Linked DNA regions of Homo sapiens: region 1 is linked to region 2. The links are chromatin loops, found by intact Hi-C in ENCODE. Cell type or tissue: GM12878. All regions are shown on one strand. Links, peaks and the distances in the headings refer to the core of each region. The heading gives the core; the rest is flanking DNA. Region 1 overlaps IUR1 (imatinib upregulated ABL suppressing lncRNA 1). Region 2 overlaps ARAP1 (ArfGAP with RhoGAP domain, ankyrin repeat and PH domain 1).

Region 1 (7,334 bases), core at 844-5,843, 410 kb after region 2:
ACCGCTCCATCACAATTACCAGAGTCACCCAGACCTTCCTCATGGGAACTGGGCTGCCACCATTTAATTGAGCAAATGATTTCTGTACCTGTAGTATTCTAGGAGGGGAGAATGAAAAGTTGAATTAACAGGTACCCTCAATCTAGACGGAGAGGCAAGATATAGAATTCCCTAATGATTGTTTGAGTCTGAGTAATTCCAAAGCACAAAATCAAAGTGCTGTGGTTGTTCTAAGTGGGGGAAGACTGCCTCTGTCTAAAGGAGGGGCCCACGAGGGCTGCATTGGAAGTAGGCCTTGATGCATGGGAGGCAGGCACTCCCTGCGGAGGGACAGAGAGAGCGAAAACCACAAGCTGAATGGGCCTGAGCCACGTTTGGAAACATGGCTCTATCCATATTTCTCTTGGATAGAGAATCCTGTGAAATGAGGTAGATGGTGTAGCCTTGGGTGGCCCTCTTGAATGTCTGCTCACAATTTCCTCCTTCCTTCCTTCCTTCCCTCCCTCCCTCCCTCCCTTCCTTCCTTCCTTCCTTCCTTCCTTCCTTCTGTCTTACTTTCCTGTTTGTTTGATTGAGATGGGGTCTTGCTCTCTCACCCAGGCTGGAGTGCAGTTGTGCAATCACAGTTTGCTTGCAGCCTTGACCCCCTGGGCTCAATCAGTCCTCCCACCGCAGCCTGCTGAGTAACTGGGACTTCAGGTATATGCCACCATGCCTAGCTAATTTTGTTGTAGTTGTTTTTTGTAGAGACAAGGTTTTGCCACATTGCCCAGGCTGGTCTCGAATGCCTGGGCTCAAGCAATTCGCCCAGCTTGACCTCCCAAAGTGCTGGGATTACAGGTGTGAGCCACCGCACCTGGCTCTGCTCCCAATTTTAAAAAGCAGTAGTCCTTTATGGTTTTATCACACTCCACAAATATTGGCTATCTCACTCATCCTATCAATGTCCCCATCCCCGTAGACTTCTGGGAGGAGATCTTGTTTGTGGCACCCAACAGGCACACTAGATGGATGGATTTCAAGGTCTGTAGACCCAGAGGTTTAACAGTAGTGGAACATTAAGTGTGGGCAGCCAGGTCATGGAATACAAGGCCCAGTCAGCAACCTAAGGGAGGATGTGCCCAAGGGCCTGCACAGGCCTGTCCTTTGCTCATATTCAGCCTATAACCTCACCTGCTGTGCTGAGCCTGTGACCGGGGGAGGTTTGTGAGTGAGTGGTCCATAAGGAGAAGATGGGGTGTGTCTGAAAGACAAGATACCCTGGGCTTGGTCACACTAACTCCAGTACCTTTCCTGTCTGCACACTGGGCACTCAGCTTCCAAGTAGATGTGCACTTAGAAGCTGCACATCTCAAACAAACAAACAGGCACATCAGCTTCCAAGCAAGCCTGCTAATAGGCTATTTTGACCATGCACCCACTGCTCAAGACCCTTTTATGGCTGCCCACTGCCCTCCAAATTTAGCCCAAGCTTTTTAACCTGACATTCAAGGTCCTTCACTGTGTGACTCCAGCCAGCCTACATAACCTCATCTCTCAGTCCTACCATTTTAGGTACCCTTTGTTCCAAAGACACAGCATATATGTACACACACACAAACACACACACAACTTTTCCAGCAACTCATCAGGCTCTTTAGCAACTTCATGCATCTGAACATGCTATTCCCTCTGCTTTTAACACCCTTCTCTCTTTTCTCTACAGGGTCAGCTTAGGGTCTTGGTTAAGAGCTTGAGTCAAGTTCCAATTCAGACTGACCAGTTGGACCTTTGGCCCTGCTGCTCTCTAGCTGTGTGGCCTTAACTCCATAATCTGGATGCTGTGTACCTCTCCAACATGAGCTCACAGCATCTCCCCTCCACCGTGTTCTACTATGTTCTGCCCTGGGCCTGTTTACCCTTGGCACAGCTCTGACTCTCTCTGGGCCTGTGTCACTATATATGTTGGGATAATTCGGTACCCTTGAGGCCCACGTGCCTCTGTCACTCTGTATATTGGGATAATTCTGTACCCTTGAGGCCCACATGCCTCTGTCACTCTCTAGTCTGTCACTATCAAGACCAGAACATGCTTTCTAGATGGTACCGGAATTACTCTGAAAGTAAAGCTTCACCTGTTCTCTCTGGGACAGCTGGAAAAACCTCCAAACCAGCACCGATCACAGAGAAGTGACTGCATCAAGGCCAGAGGCATCTTCCAGATATTCCATCTGGGTGAGAATCTTTCAGCCATATCTGGAGACCGTTAGTCTCCATTTGCACCCACACCCACACCCTGCACTGTGCCCTGGGAGGCAGACCTCTGTGGGCTCCCTCATGAGGCCTTCTTGCCAACTGGCTTCCACTTCGGTCTGGACATGATTCCTGACCCCTTTGAGTGCTGGGCCGTAAGACTTTTCCACTGTTGCCAGCCTCTGGGTGGGTGCCTCAACGTCCTTTTTTTTGTTCTCTTACCCTGCCAACACCTCAGTACAGTAGTCCCCTCATTAAAGTCTCTTCATCTGAACCATTAGGGGTGAATTGCTTCCTGCTGGTCCCCAAATACCTGACCCTGCACCTGGAGATGATTGATCTGAATGGGCAGATCCAGGTGGAGGGTCAGGTATTTGGGGACCAGCAGGAAGGAATTCACCCCTCGTGGTTCATAACCCCTACAAAAAATAAAAAATTAGCCAAGCGTGGCAGCACATGCCTGTGGCCCCAGCTACTCACAAGGCTAAGGTGAGAGGATCATTTTAGCCCAGGAGCTCCAGGCTGCAGTGAGCTGTGATGGTGCCCCTGCACTCCAGCTTGGGCAATGAGGCAAGACTCTGTCTCAAAAAAACAAACAAACGAACAAATGAAAAAAACAGACACAATCATGTCAAGATTTGCCCCAGAACAAAGAACTCATCAGCGCAGCCCATGAACAGCCCCTCCCCAAGTTCATGCTTTGGGCCAGGCATACTCAATGCTAGCTTCTCTGGGCACATGAGGGTCTGATTCTGACTTATCAAGAGCTCTTGTGGGCAGAGCCCAATGAGACAGGGGCACCTGCAGCTGCAGTGAGGTGACAGTGAAGTAACAGTGACTAGTTTGGTGAACCAACACTACAGAATAAAACAGGCCTCAAGGCAAAACATGGTCAGACCACTGCTCAGGCAGCATGAGCAGTGCAGGTTGGTGTAGGAGAAGCCAAGGAACTTGAGCTGCTCGGGGCAGCCTCGCTGGAGGGCCTACAGGACCTGGATAGGAACCATGGGATGCTAGAAAGGGTGGGATGGAACACTGGGAGGGGTGGGGAGTAGGGAAGGAATATCTCAGGAGAAAGAGTTAAGGCCTAGCAGAAGGAAGTGGGATCTCTGAGGGCAGGAACAAGAGGCAGGGGCTTGGTCAGGCATAGCCCCTTACCCTGCCCCGTCCTGGAACAGGTCTCCAGCCTGAGGACAGGCCCCTAGCATCCCCCACAAGCCATCCCCCTCCTTCAACTGGAAGTCACCCCAACCCTTTCACTTCCCTTGCTTACGGCACCTGCCCAGACCACAGCCACAGCTGGGCTCAGGTTTCAATTCTTGTTTCCTCCACACCTATGTAGTCTCTTGAAAAGTTTCTATTTCTTGACAGGGGCTAGGCCTGACACCTGACACCCTCAATCCTCTGCCACTGCCTCTTTACAGTTGTTTCTGCCTGGCCCCAGCCCTGTACTTTGGTCCTCTGCCCTCCTAGCAGCCCGAGCAAGACTGCTAATAGGCTATTTTGACCATGCATCCGTGGCTTAAGACCCTTTTATGGCTGCCCACTGCCCTCCAAACACATTCAAGGCCCTTCACTGTGTGATTCCAGCCAGACTATGAAACCTCATCTCTCAGTCCTCCCATTTTAGGTACTCTTTGTTCCTAACATACCGCACATACATACACACGCACAAACACACACAGACAACTTTTCCAGCAACTCATCAGGCTCTTTTTAGCAACATCACACATCTGAATATGCTGTTCCCTCAGCTTTTAACACCCTTCTCCCTTTCTGTACTTGATAAACTCATATTTGCCCTTTAAACCCCAGCTCAAAACCTCTGCTTCTGTGAAGTCTTCCTCCTTCTCCTAAGTCAGAATTAATCTCCCCTCCTCTGGGTCTCCATAACTTTGTTCAGATCTTGATGACAGCAGCAAGCACAAGCAGACTGGTCTTCCAGACTTCTATTTAGCCATGTCCTCTTCTGAATTCCCCTTCCTTTCAAGACTCTGGCCCCAGGTGGACCACTTAATATCTATATGACCTTGGGCAAGTTGCTTAACCTTCCCTGGATCTCTGGATGAATGCTGAATTAATGCTCTATGTCCACAGCTTTTCGGCACCTATACATGCATTGATAATCACAATTAACCAATGATTCTGTAACTATGTCCTACCAGGCTGTGAGTCCCTTGCCAGCAGGGTAACAATCCAGGTTCCTTGTAACCAAATTGTCTCTGTATCCCCAGTGCCCACCATTCCAGAAACCCTTATTGCACAGGCAAATTTAGCCCAAACTCCATTTTTGCAAATGGAGAAACTGGACCCAAAGAGGCACAGAGATTTGCCTAAGGTCATGAACCAGCTTCAGAGTATTCTCCTTTGCCCTCCCTCCAAATCTTTGGGCCAGCATCTCTCCAAAGACTGTCTCTGGCCTAAGCTAGGGCTCTGGACCAGAGAACAGGCCTGCACCAGGCCCCACTTGTCACTGTCCTGTGGACTCTCAGGGTAGAAACTACCAGATGCCCAGACAGTTTTACTTCCCTCCTGGCTGCAGAGACCATGCTGAGAGCAACTGTCAGACCTCAGACACTTCCGTTTCACCCAGAGCCAGGCTTCCTTTTCATATCTTCCTTAGGCAGCAAGCAGACCTTGGGCCACAGCCTCTGCACCAGACCCTGGAGAGTTTTGTTTCTTCTTGGGGGCTCGGCCCAGACAGCCACAGTAGTGAACTCCCCCTGAGGAGCCTAGCAGGAGGTTCGTGGCAGGAAAGTTTGTGGCAGGAAAGCCTGATAACCCACAAACCCTAGAAATTGGAGTCTTGACTTTGATGACACCTCATCTGATCTGTATGGTTGGGGACAGAAAGGCCTCACATAAGGAAACTCCTGGAGAATCATAAGCCCTCAGAGCCCTTGGTAAAACCTGTTCATTTTACGGATGGGGAGACTGAGGCCCAGAAAGGGATTTGCCCAGAGCAGATATGCAATGGTGTACCCAATGCTGATCTTAAAGGTTTTGATCTGTGGTACCTTTAGTTGCTTTTGCCCATTTTCTTTCTTCTCTTTTCTCTTCTATTTTCTTTTCTTTTCTTTGACGGAGTCTCGCTCTGTCACCCAGCCTGGAGTGTAGGGGTGTGACCTCAGCTTACTGCAACTTCCACCTCCTAGGTTCAAGCAATTCCCCTGCCTCAGCGCCCCGAGTAGCTGGGACGACAGCATGCACAACCACACCTGGATAATTTTTGTATTTTTATTTTATTTATTATGATTTTTTAAGATGGAGTCTCGCCCTGTCACCCAGGCTGTAGTGTAGTGCACGATCTTGGCTCACTGCAACCAAGCAATCCGCCCGCCTTGGCCTCCCATAGTGCTGGGATTACAGGCCTGAGCCTCCGCTCTCGGCCTGTTTTCTTTTTCTATTTCCTTTCTACCAGCCTGGCAGATGCCTCCTCTCTCTGCTGCCTTGGTGAATACCTGCCTGCCTGCAGCAGCAACTTCTCACCCCCAACATTGGCTGCCAATTAACCTTTAAACCTTTTACAACCAGATCACCATGGGCTTCATGCTCAAAGTGTAAAGTGAGAATGTAAAGTATGAGTAAATGGATTCACATCAAGGTTCTGGGGATCATCTTAGGTATCTAAAGGCCTTTTATACTTAGAATATGGTTTCTGCAGCAATTCTTCAACAGAGAGAAAAATCCAGAGATAAAAATGGGGTTCAGGCCAGGCACAGTGGCTCATGCCTGTAATCCCAGCACTTTGGGAGGCCGAGGCAGGTGGATCACCTGAGGTCAGGAGTTCGAGACCAGCCTGGCCAACATGGTGAAACCCCATCTCTACTAAAAATACAAAAAATAGCTGGGCGTGGTGGTGTGTGTCTGTAATCCCAGCTACTCGGGAGGCTGAGGCAGGAGAATCGCTTGAACCTGGGAGGTGGAGGTTGCAGTGAGCCGAGATTGAGCTATTGCACTTCAGCCTGGATGACAAGAGGGAAATTCCATCTCAAAAAAAAAAAAAAAAAAAAAAAGAATGGGGTCCAGGAATATGTTTTCACTGCTCTTTGTCAATCCTCTCTCCAGCTCACATTTCACCCACACACACTTGGAGGGTGCCTCTGGAAGGATGACAACAGCTTGCGCCTCCATTTTTCTCACTTTGGTAATTCATTATCATCCCTAAGGCTGGAAAGGGCATTAAAGTTCAGGCAGTTCAATTCCAAGTTCGATTCAGAAATTATTTCCTCCATCCATTCTTCTGCTCCAAAACCTTGACTAACTCATGCCAGATCTAGTGCTTGGTGCTGTGAGATCCAACAGGGTCTTGCCTTCAGGGAACTCACATCTGAGAAGGGAGACAGGTGTGTAAAGAACACCTACAGTGGAGTGTGTAATGTGGTAGAGGGGAGAGTGATCAGGTTTCTCAGGGAAGGAGATGCTCTCCTGGGATCTTGAAGGATGAATTTACCAAGCAGGGAAATGGGGGAAGGGCTCCAAGCAGCTGTCAATATTCATACCACCAGAACTTGCCCTGTCAGTCAGGCCACTTCTTACTCAGACTCCCAGACTTCTGCACAACCCCTTGCCTTTCTCTCAGGCTTTACTCACCCACTGTGTCTGTCAAAAAACGTTCCCAGGCACTTCATCTGTAAAGGTCCTGTACTGGGTCCTGGAGACTCCTGGCCTTGAGGAGCCCACAGCTTGGTGGGGGATGGATGCATAGAGAGCCAATGACCACATAGTGTGAACATGGGAAGGTCAGAACTGAAGAGCCAGCAACAAATGCTATCTGAGCCATCCTTGGGAGGACAGGGGAGACTTTCTGCAGGAGGTGATATATAACCTGACATCTGAGCTATGGAATCTCCTACATCCTCATAGCACTCCTTTAAGGTAGGCCTTATTATTCCCTTTTAGATATGATAAAACTGAAGCCCAGAAAAGGGCAATGCCTTACCCAAGGTCACATGATTAGTGAGCGAGGTAGGTATGCATTCACCCCTGTGTACCCAGCAGCAGAGGTGGAAGTGGCACTATTGGAAGAGCTGGGCCTCAGGGGCTAGGACCAGAGGTGGAATGTTCAGAAGCACGGAGGGAGGAGCAGAAGCTGAGAACCT
Region 2 (7,334 bases), core at 1,424-6,423:
ACTTTTTGTAGAGATGGGGTTTTGCCACGTTGCCCAGGCTGGTCTCGAACTCCTGAGTTCATGCGAGCTTCCCCTCTTGGCCTCCCAAAGTGCTGGGAGTACAGGCGTGAGCCACCGCACCCAGTCCCTCATTTGTTCTTATAACAACCCTAAGGCCTGTGATTCTTCTCTATGTCAATGTCATGGAAGCTGTGTGAGGTAGAAACTCACCAGGTCACCTGCTGGAGCTCACGGGGCCTTCAGAGGACGTGACTGCTTCTGTCTGGTGAAGTAAGGGAGGCTTCTAGAAGGAACCCCTGACTTGGGCCTTGAAGGATAAGTAGGAGGTGGCCAGGTGGAGGCCATTCCAGGCAAAGGGGACTGGGTGTGCAAAGCCCAGGGACAGAAAAGGACCTGGTGAATTTGGTGACAGGAGATGTCAGTGGGGTGGGAACAGAAGATGTTTAGAGAGAAAGGCTCAATGGCTGGCCCTCCGTCACCTGCATAGTCTGCTGACCGTGTGGGTGTGGCTCTCTCTTGAGGCCTCCCTGAGCCTGTTTTGCATTCTGATTTGCATGAGTCAGCCCTGGATCAGGGCAGCCTTAAAGGTCCTAACCCTTTCCACACCCAGCTCTGGAGTCCTCTTGGCCAGGCCGCCTCCCCTGATTGCATCCTCAGCTCCCCTCCGCACAGGCCTCTGCCCTGGGTTCAAGGAAAGACCTAGCCCTATGGGGAGCAAGGAGGGGAGGAAGGCAGGCTAGGGGTCCTAACTGAGGCCTCAGCTTGTCCACCACCACCTCCCTTATACAGCCTCATCCCCTACCCTGGGCCCAGCTGTCCCAGCACAGGCAGGCAGGGCAGCGACCCCAGCATCCAGACCTCAGGAAACTCCTCGGAGCTCCCCAACAGGAACCAAGAACATACACAGCCAGCTCTGGCCAGGCCTGGGTCTACAAACCACACCCCACTGGTACCACAAATGCACACCTCACACTACCTCAAGGGCCACACATCTCCCAGGGCCACACACACCTACCACCCCACCCAATGGCCACACCTCAGATCTGCCCTTTCCCACCACACACAGCTCCTACCAGCAATTCAACTGTGTGCAACAACCCCACAGCCCAATACCCCACCCTTGGCCCCCTCCCCGGCCCAGTCACCAGGTGATACCTCTGCATAGGGCCTCTTCGGTCTGCTGCCCTCCTGGGCCTTCTCCAGGCTCCGCTCACTCAGGCAAGAGTGTTAGAGGCACTTCCGCAGATATGAGGAACTAGTGGGGGCTGGGTTCCCAGCCCAGAGGGTGCAGAAGTGGCCCCCACGCCTCTGCAGAAGCCACCTCCCTCCAGCCCTGCCAGGAAAGGCAGCAGGTACAGCCTTCGAGTGGGCAGCTGACCGATCTCTGGGCCAAGCAGCCTATTTTCCATCTCTCGGGGACTGGTGGCCACCACATAACAGTCTCAGGAAGGCACACTGGGGTCTCCTGTCCTACCCCAGGCCGCATCTCTGCCCTATAACTCTCCCTGGCACCAGGAGATTCCTGTCCTGGCCCATGTGTGGTGTGGCCTGTCTTCTGGGGTCTCCGGAGTGCTGGTGGCTGATGGGGAGCAGCCCCTCAGGGCAGTGAGGACTGAGTGGGACCCCAGAGCCGGGGGAATGAAGAGCTGCCTCAGCTTGCTGGTGGGGAGTTGGGGGTCTATCAGCAATGTCCCTCGGCTCCAGGCCTGGGCCCCCTCCCCACCCAGTATGCAAGGCAAGTCTGGTTCCAGTCCTGGCTCCACCATTTCTTGTCTGAAGCCTGGGGCAAGTCACATCACATTCTGAGCCTCAGTTTCCCCTCCACAAAGTAGAGCTGTCACTCCCTGCCTCCTAGAGCCTGGCACCCAGATGACCATGACACGCCACCGCATGTGTACTGGAGGCCAGCGTGCTCTTCTGCTCACTCCTCTGCCGTCAGGCAGTCACTTCCTGTCCCTAGCCCTAAGGTCTTGGCTAGTCCTGACCCTGGGTGCTAGGCTTGTAGCCAGGCTCTGGGCTAGACTCCCTCCACATCCTGAGGTTCTCGGTTACCCCAGACACCAATGACTACCACAGCCTACCTCCAGCCATGTCCCCCTGCAGAGCTCCAGACCAGACCTGACTTCACGGCATTCTGGACCTCCCCTGGAATGCCCTGGCATGGCACACTCCCATCATACAATGAACTCACCAGCTCCCCTTGGGGACTGTGGGGAGCAGGGGGAGAAGAGCTGTCTCCAACCCAGGTGGGGCCTTTAGGCAAATAAGAAAAAGATTCCTCTTCTTCCAGGAGCCCCACACCAAGGGAAGCAGCTGAGCAAGAAGAGGACAGGCTGGGTTTCAGTCCTCCTTCTTCTGGCCCTCACTTCCCTACACCTGCCAGGCACCTTTGAGCAGTGCACAACACGCACACCCACACACAGTGGACCTGGTGGGAGGCAGGACCTTTTAACAACCTTCCTGCAGCAACCCTACCAGCATCACCCTAATAAAATGCTAAACCACAGTTTTATTAATGACTAAGGGACATGAAAGACCAAGGGACAGTAGGCATTGCTGACCCCACTTTCAGGCCTCACGCTAACTCCAACCCCAATCTTGAAAGACTTTCACTTTCTACAACCTTCATGTCTGCACTGTTTCAAGTTTTCACAATTATCACTTTTATAATTAGAAAAAAATGATAAACATGTTTTAAGTCATTACAATTGAGTTTGTTCCAGTTTGCTCCCCAAAACCATCATTATAAGGTAGCTTTATCATTTAAGTATAACATGCATAGATTACTAACAGAACTATTATAAGAGAAACTGCTAATTTCCTAGGCCATCTGGATGGAAAATAAGAGACTGACACTCAAAGCCCCCTCCCTGCCCCCGACTTACCCTCCCAAGGGTCTAAGACAAAGCTAATCAAATAAGGTCTCCCTCCCAGGCACTGGTGGCCAGCAGCACAGAGCGCAGCCCTCAGACTTTCACATGGGAAATGGACTGAGGCTCATTAATAAACTCGAGACGCCAGGGTCCCCGAGGTTTGTCCTCAAGACACCATCAGACCCCACCCTGGCCCTGACTCTCACCTACCACACCTTAAGCCTCACCCAGGGGCCCCTCATGTCCAAGCCCCAACCCAAAAGAGGGTCAGGTAGGGAAGGAGGTGTGGGATGACTCAGGAATGTCTAACATACCTCACTTGCAAATAAATGAAGCTGAAAGTTAAATGGTTTGGTTTTAGGCTTTGTCAAAAAGCCTATCACATACTATGCCCCTCTGGCCCCACCACATACCCCCGACCCCTAATGGGTCTGGGGACCCCTGCCGCTTCCCCCAACTCCTTCCTGTTTACCATGTTTTGGGCACACCCCTGCCCTGCATCCACACTGCCCCCATTCAACCCAGGCCCCTCAGCTTGCCTGGACTTCTGGGCCCTCACCGCTGCCTCCTGCCTCTGCCCCCTGCAACCAGGACATACTCTAGCCCACCGGGCTCATCTAATACATGGCATAGCTCCTGACCCCAACCCTCCACAGCCTCACCCCAGGACCCTCCCCACTCTCCCAGTCCTCACCCTCGGCCTAGCTCAGGCCCTTCCCACTTAGAAAGGTGACTCAACCAGCCCCACACCTACAGAGACCTGGGGCGCTCCCACCACCAGCAAGACAGGGCTCTGGCCTGGCTCCCTGGCCCTCAGGCACAGACACACTCTACAGGGGCTGGGGACTTCCTGTGGCAACTCCTCCCACAGAGGGCAAGGGGCAGCCTGAGGAGCCACAGGATGACTCCAGGAAGATCCTCCTGTGACCACTGCCCCCAGCGGGAGCAGGAGGGGGACTCCGAACACCATAAATGAGGCAGAAACAGGAAGAGACAGGGCTGACCGCAGCAGGGTGGGAGTGCACAGGGCTGACCACAGAATCACAGGCAGCGGGAGTGGACAGACCCAGTGACACCAGCACTCAAGATACAGACCCTCACCACGTGCCCTGGGGGCCGAGGGCCAGCACCCACCCTGCCCCAAGAGGGAAGGGGAGGCCGCCAACTGACTCCTCTGTGAGCTCACTGGAAACCTAAAGCTCCTGCCCACCAAGGAGGAGGGACTTGGTGGGCTCCTCTGTACCCCAGAACTAGGGGTGCAGGGGAACAGGGACCCAGACCTGCCTACTCTCTAGATGGCCCCTGGAATGCAGAAGACAGAAAATAAGGGGGTCCCTTACTGCTGGCACGTGAAAGGGGAAGCTGCCTGTGTTGGCTGGAGAGGGTGACCACATGGGTGGGGCCGGGACTAGGGTCAGAAGGGAAAGAGGGAGACAGGGGGACCAGCCCCACAGGCTTTGGCCTCCAATTTGATGTGTGACCTCAGTCTCCTGACTATAATCAGACAACAGCTAGGGAAGACTCCCTGACTCAGTCTCCCTCTCGATTCTCCAGCAGGCCCACAGGGAGCCCTGGAACTTGCTCACCTGATCCGGCCACCCCTGCTTGCAGCAACAAAAGGTCGTGTTTATGCAGTGCTTACCGTCTACCCAGCACCACACTAAACATATCACATGGATTGCCTCATAAAATCCTTCCAACAACCTAGCAAGCAGGTGGCTTCAGGCCATGTTACAGATTAGGAAACAGCCTCAGAGAGGTTAAGTAACTGGCTCAGTCACTCAGGAGCCAGAATCTGTATCAAGGGTCCTCTCAAGGGGACAGCGTGAAGACAGGTAAGGCCCAGGGAGGAGAAGGGGAGGTTAAGTGATAGAGGGAGAGGGAGGCTGAGTGCAGACTGAGAAGGGCCTTGAAGGCCATGCTAAGACCCCGATCCTTACTGTCCAGACAACAGGAAGTCATGGAGGACAGCAGGGTGCTCTGGTGATGGAGCACACTGTGACAGACAGGCAGCAGGCAGGGATTCCTCCTGCTGTGGGATTTGGGAATTCAACTAACTTCTCTGAGCCTCAGTTTCCTCATCTGTGTAATGGAATTAGGATAGCTCCACCTTGCAGGCTTGTGAGGGAGGGATGAAGCAGATCTCAAATCTGATCAGTTCTCACTCCCCAGTGACTTGCCACCTCCCTCAGAGTAAAAGCCAAAGCTAGCAGCCGGCCTGCCAGGCCTGTGCAACCTGTCCCTGTGTGCCCCCACTCAACTGCTGGGTCCCGAGCTCCTTCTGGCTGGAATGTTCTTGCCCAGGCATCTCCATGACTCCTCATACCCATTCGGGCACCTCCTCAAATGCAAGGCCTTTCTTCCCTGACCACTCTATCCTAAAAAGCACCCCATTAGCCTCTATCTCCTTACTCTGTTTCCTTTTTCAGCATCCCACTTATCACTACCGGACACTGCCTTATATGGATATTTGTTAAAGTCAGACTCTTTAACTGAGAGGCACAGACTTTGTCTTATTCACAGTTGTATCTTCCATGGCTAGGACAACGTCAAGAAAATGCTCAATCGATAATATTTGTGAAATGTATGAATGGAAATCTACAAAGGCCTGGCTTGCAGGCATATTGAGCAGGCACTCAATATGTGGCACCTTCCAGTGTTTTCAGCCTTTGCTGCCCACCCTTCTGAAGTGCCCCCACCCCCAACCCCCACCTCAAATCCCTCCCCAGGGAGCCTCCTGAGCCACAGCAGCTGTGGCTGGACACACACACGGAGGCAAGAAGAGGGTGGCCAGGGGCAGGGTCTGCAGAGGGTTGGACTGGGAGGCCTTTGGTCAGGGCCTGACCCCAGCTCACCCTGCTCAGGAGGCTTGGGACAGGGGCTGCCTGGAGAGATGGGCAGAGTGAGGGAGAGTTGGAGGAGGCAGGTGTCAAGGTTCAGCCTGGAGGTCTAGGAGTTGGAGATTGACTCTGAGGCTCCCCGGCACCCTCCATGGCAAGGCCTGTCCCTTCTTTTGACCTCTGAGGCTGCCCCAGCACTTCCTGCTGGACCGGCCCCTTAAACACTGCTGGGGATGCCCTCACCCACACAGGGGAAGTGTGACTCTCAGTCCCCCTCAACCATTCCCCAGACCAGGGCAGAACCACCCCAGACTTCTAGGAGTCTCTGAGACCAACCCCCAGCCCTCAGGCAGGGGCTACCTCTCCTGCCTGCCTACCCCTTGCCTGACCCCCCATTACCCAGTGGGGCTCAAGGGGCTTCCACCCACTGGCTCCTGCCACCTGCCCCTCCCCTCTGGTCTCATTTCCTCCACTCTCACGCTCCAACACCAGGGCTTCACCACCAAGCCTTTGCTTACCCGGTTCCCTTTGCCTAGAACATCTTTCTCTACCTCACCCTGCAAGCTCAAGTGCCACCTGCTTGAGGAAGCAGTCTCCGACTCCCACAGTCACAGCCCTGATCACACCAGATGTCACCATCTGTGACTGTGTGTGTCACCATCTGTGACTGTGTCTGTCACATACATACTCTCTTACCCCCAACCCTGGCTGGGTGCTTTCTCAGGCAAGACCAGGGATACCTGTGTCCCAAAGGTGGCACACAGTGAATATCTGTTGACTGAACGAACATTTCCCAATTTTACACATGGAGAGCCAGGCAAATGACAACTTGCCACTGCAAATCAGTGGCCAAAGTGTGGCCAGAACCCAGCCTCCAGCCTCCCAATACGAGGTGCCTCCCATTCCACCCAGTCCCACCCAGTTATAGTTCTACTATAGTTCTACTACCCAGCCCTGCCTTCTCGACCAGTACCACACAACCCAACCACCTGCTCCTTAGGCACTTAGGAACCACCAAATCAACCTTCCACATTTCTAGAAATGAAAGTAAGTCCCAGTCCCAGAAGGGGCAAGAACCTAGCCAGGGCCGCACGGGCAAGTCAGGACCATGACTCAGACCTTGGCCCCCGAGCCTGAGCTCAGATATCTCCAGCAGCCTGTTCCTTGGAAGAACTGGGGAGGGGGCCTCAGGCAACATTAGAGATACTGGAGCAACCTCCCTCCCCCGTCCCCCACATATCTCCAAGTGGGCTAAGCCAGTTCTGCACTGAGAAATGTGGGTTTTCAGGCCACAGGCAGTAGAGGCAAATGAGTGTCCTGGTTCATGTCCGTGGAACAGAAACTGGAACAGAACCACTAGACACCCCCTGGATCTTCAGACTCCCTAGGCTTAGCATGTCCATCTTTAGAGCCGAGAAAGAGACAGAAGGAAGAGAGCAGCCCCAGGCAGAGCAGGGGAGGGAAGCCTTTAGCCAAGGCTCTGGTGCCCCTTCACCAAGCACGGGAGCCGCTACCCCAGAGCTTTCCTGTTATCATCTGGAAAAGTGTCAGTCTCCAACTCTGCTCCTGGAGTGGAAAGGGGTGGCCCATTCTCCCTACCAGGCACACTGTGGCCACTGGG

The links. A loop is a pair of places that touch in the nucleus more often than their neighbours do. Peaks named below come from ENCODE experiments on the same cell type or tissue, not always from the same donor. Only the 100,000 strongest peaks of a DNase experiment are listed, where the experiment ranks them.
Region 1: a loop joins it to region 2, with 2.4 times the contacts of the local background. A loop is called at or near these places in 5 of 110 quality-filtered maps.

The regions. Positions count from the first base shown.
Region 1 is chr11:73,149,559-73,156,892 of GRCh38, forward strand. It overlaps IUR1 (imatinib upregulated ABL suppressing lncRNA 1), which reads right to left. Exons shown (of 4, transcript XR_950294.3): 4 at 6,222-7,334. Among named protein-coding and RNA genes, the nearest start is that of FCHSD2, 11 kb to the left of the region's middle. RefSeq lists enhancers at 3,186-3,295, 3,536-3,755, 4,366-4,415, 4,886-5,125, 7,179-7,268. In GM12878, for the core only: no CTCF peak of the experiment used is centred there; DNase peaks (open chromatin) are centred at 3,083, 3,573 and 4,803; H3K4me3 peaks cover 1,409 bases; H3K27ac peaks cover 4,714 bases.
Region 2 is chr11:72,737,798-72,745,131 of GRCh38, forward strand. The region is part of intron 1 of ARAP1 (ArfGAP with RhoGAP domain, ankyrin repeat and PH domain 1); the gene reads right to left. Among named protein-coding and RNA genes, the nearest start is that of ARAP1, 11 kb to the right of the region's middle. RefSeq lists enhancers at 3,357-4,134, 3,661-3,710, 3,781-3,860, 4,912-5,688. In GM12878, for the core only: a CTCF peak has its summit at 3,854; a DNase peak (open chromatin) is centred at 6,320; H3K4me3 peaks cover 2,795 bases; H3K27ac peaks cover 4,670 bases.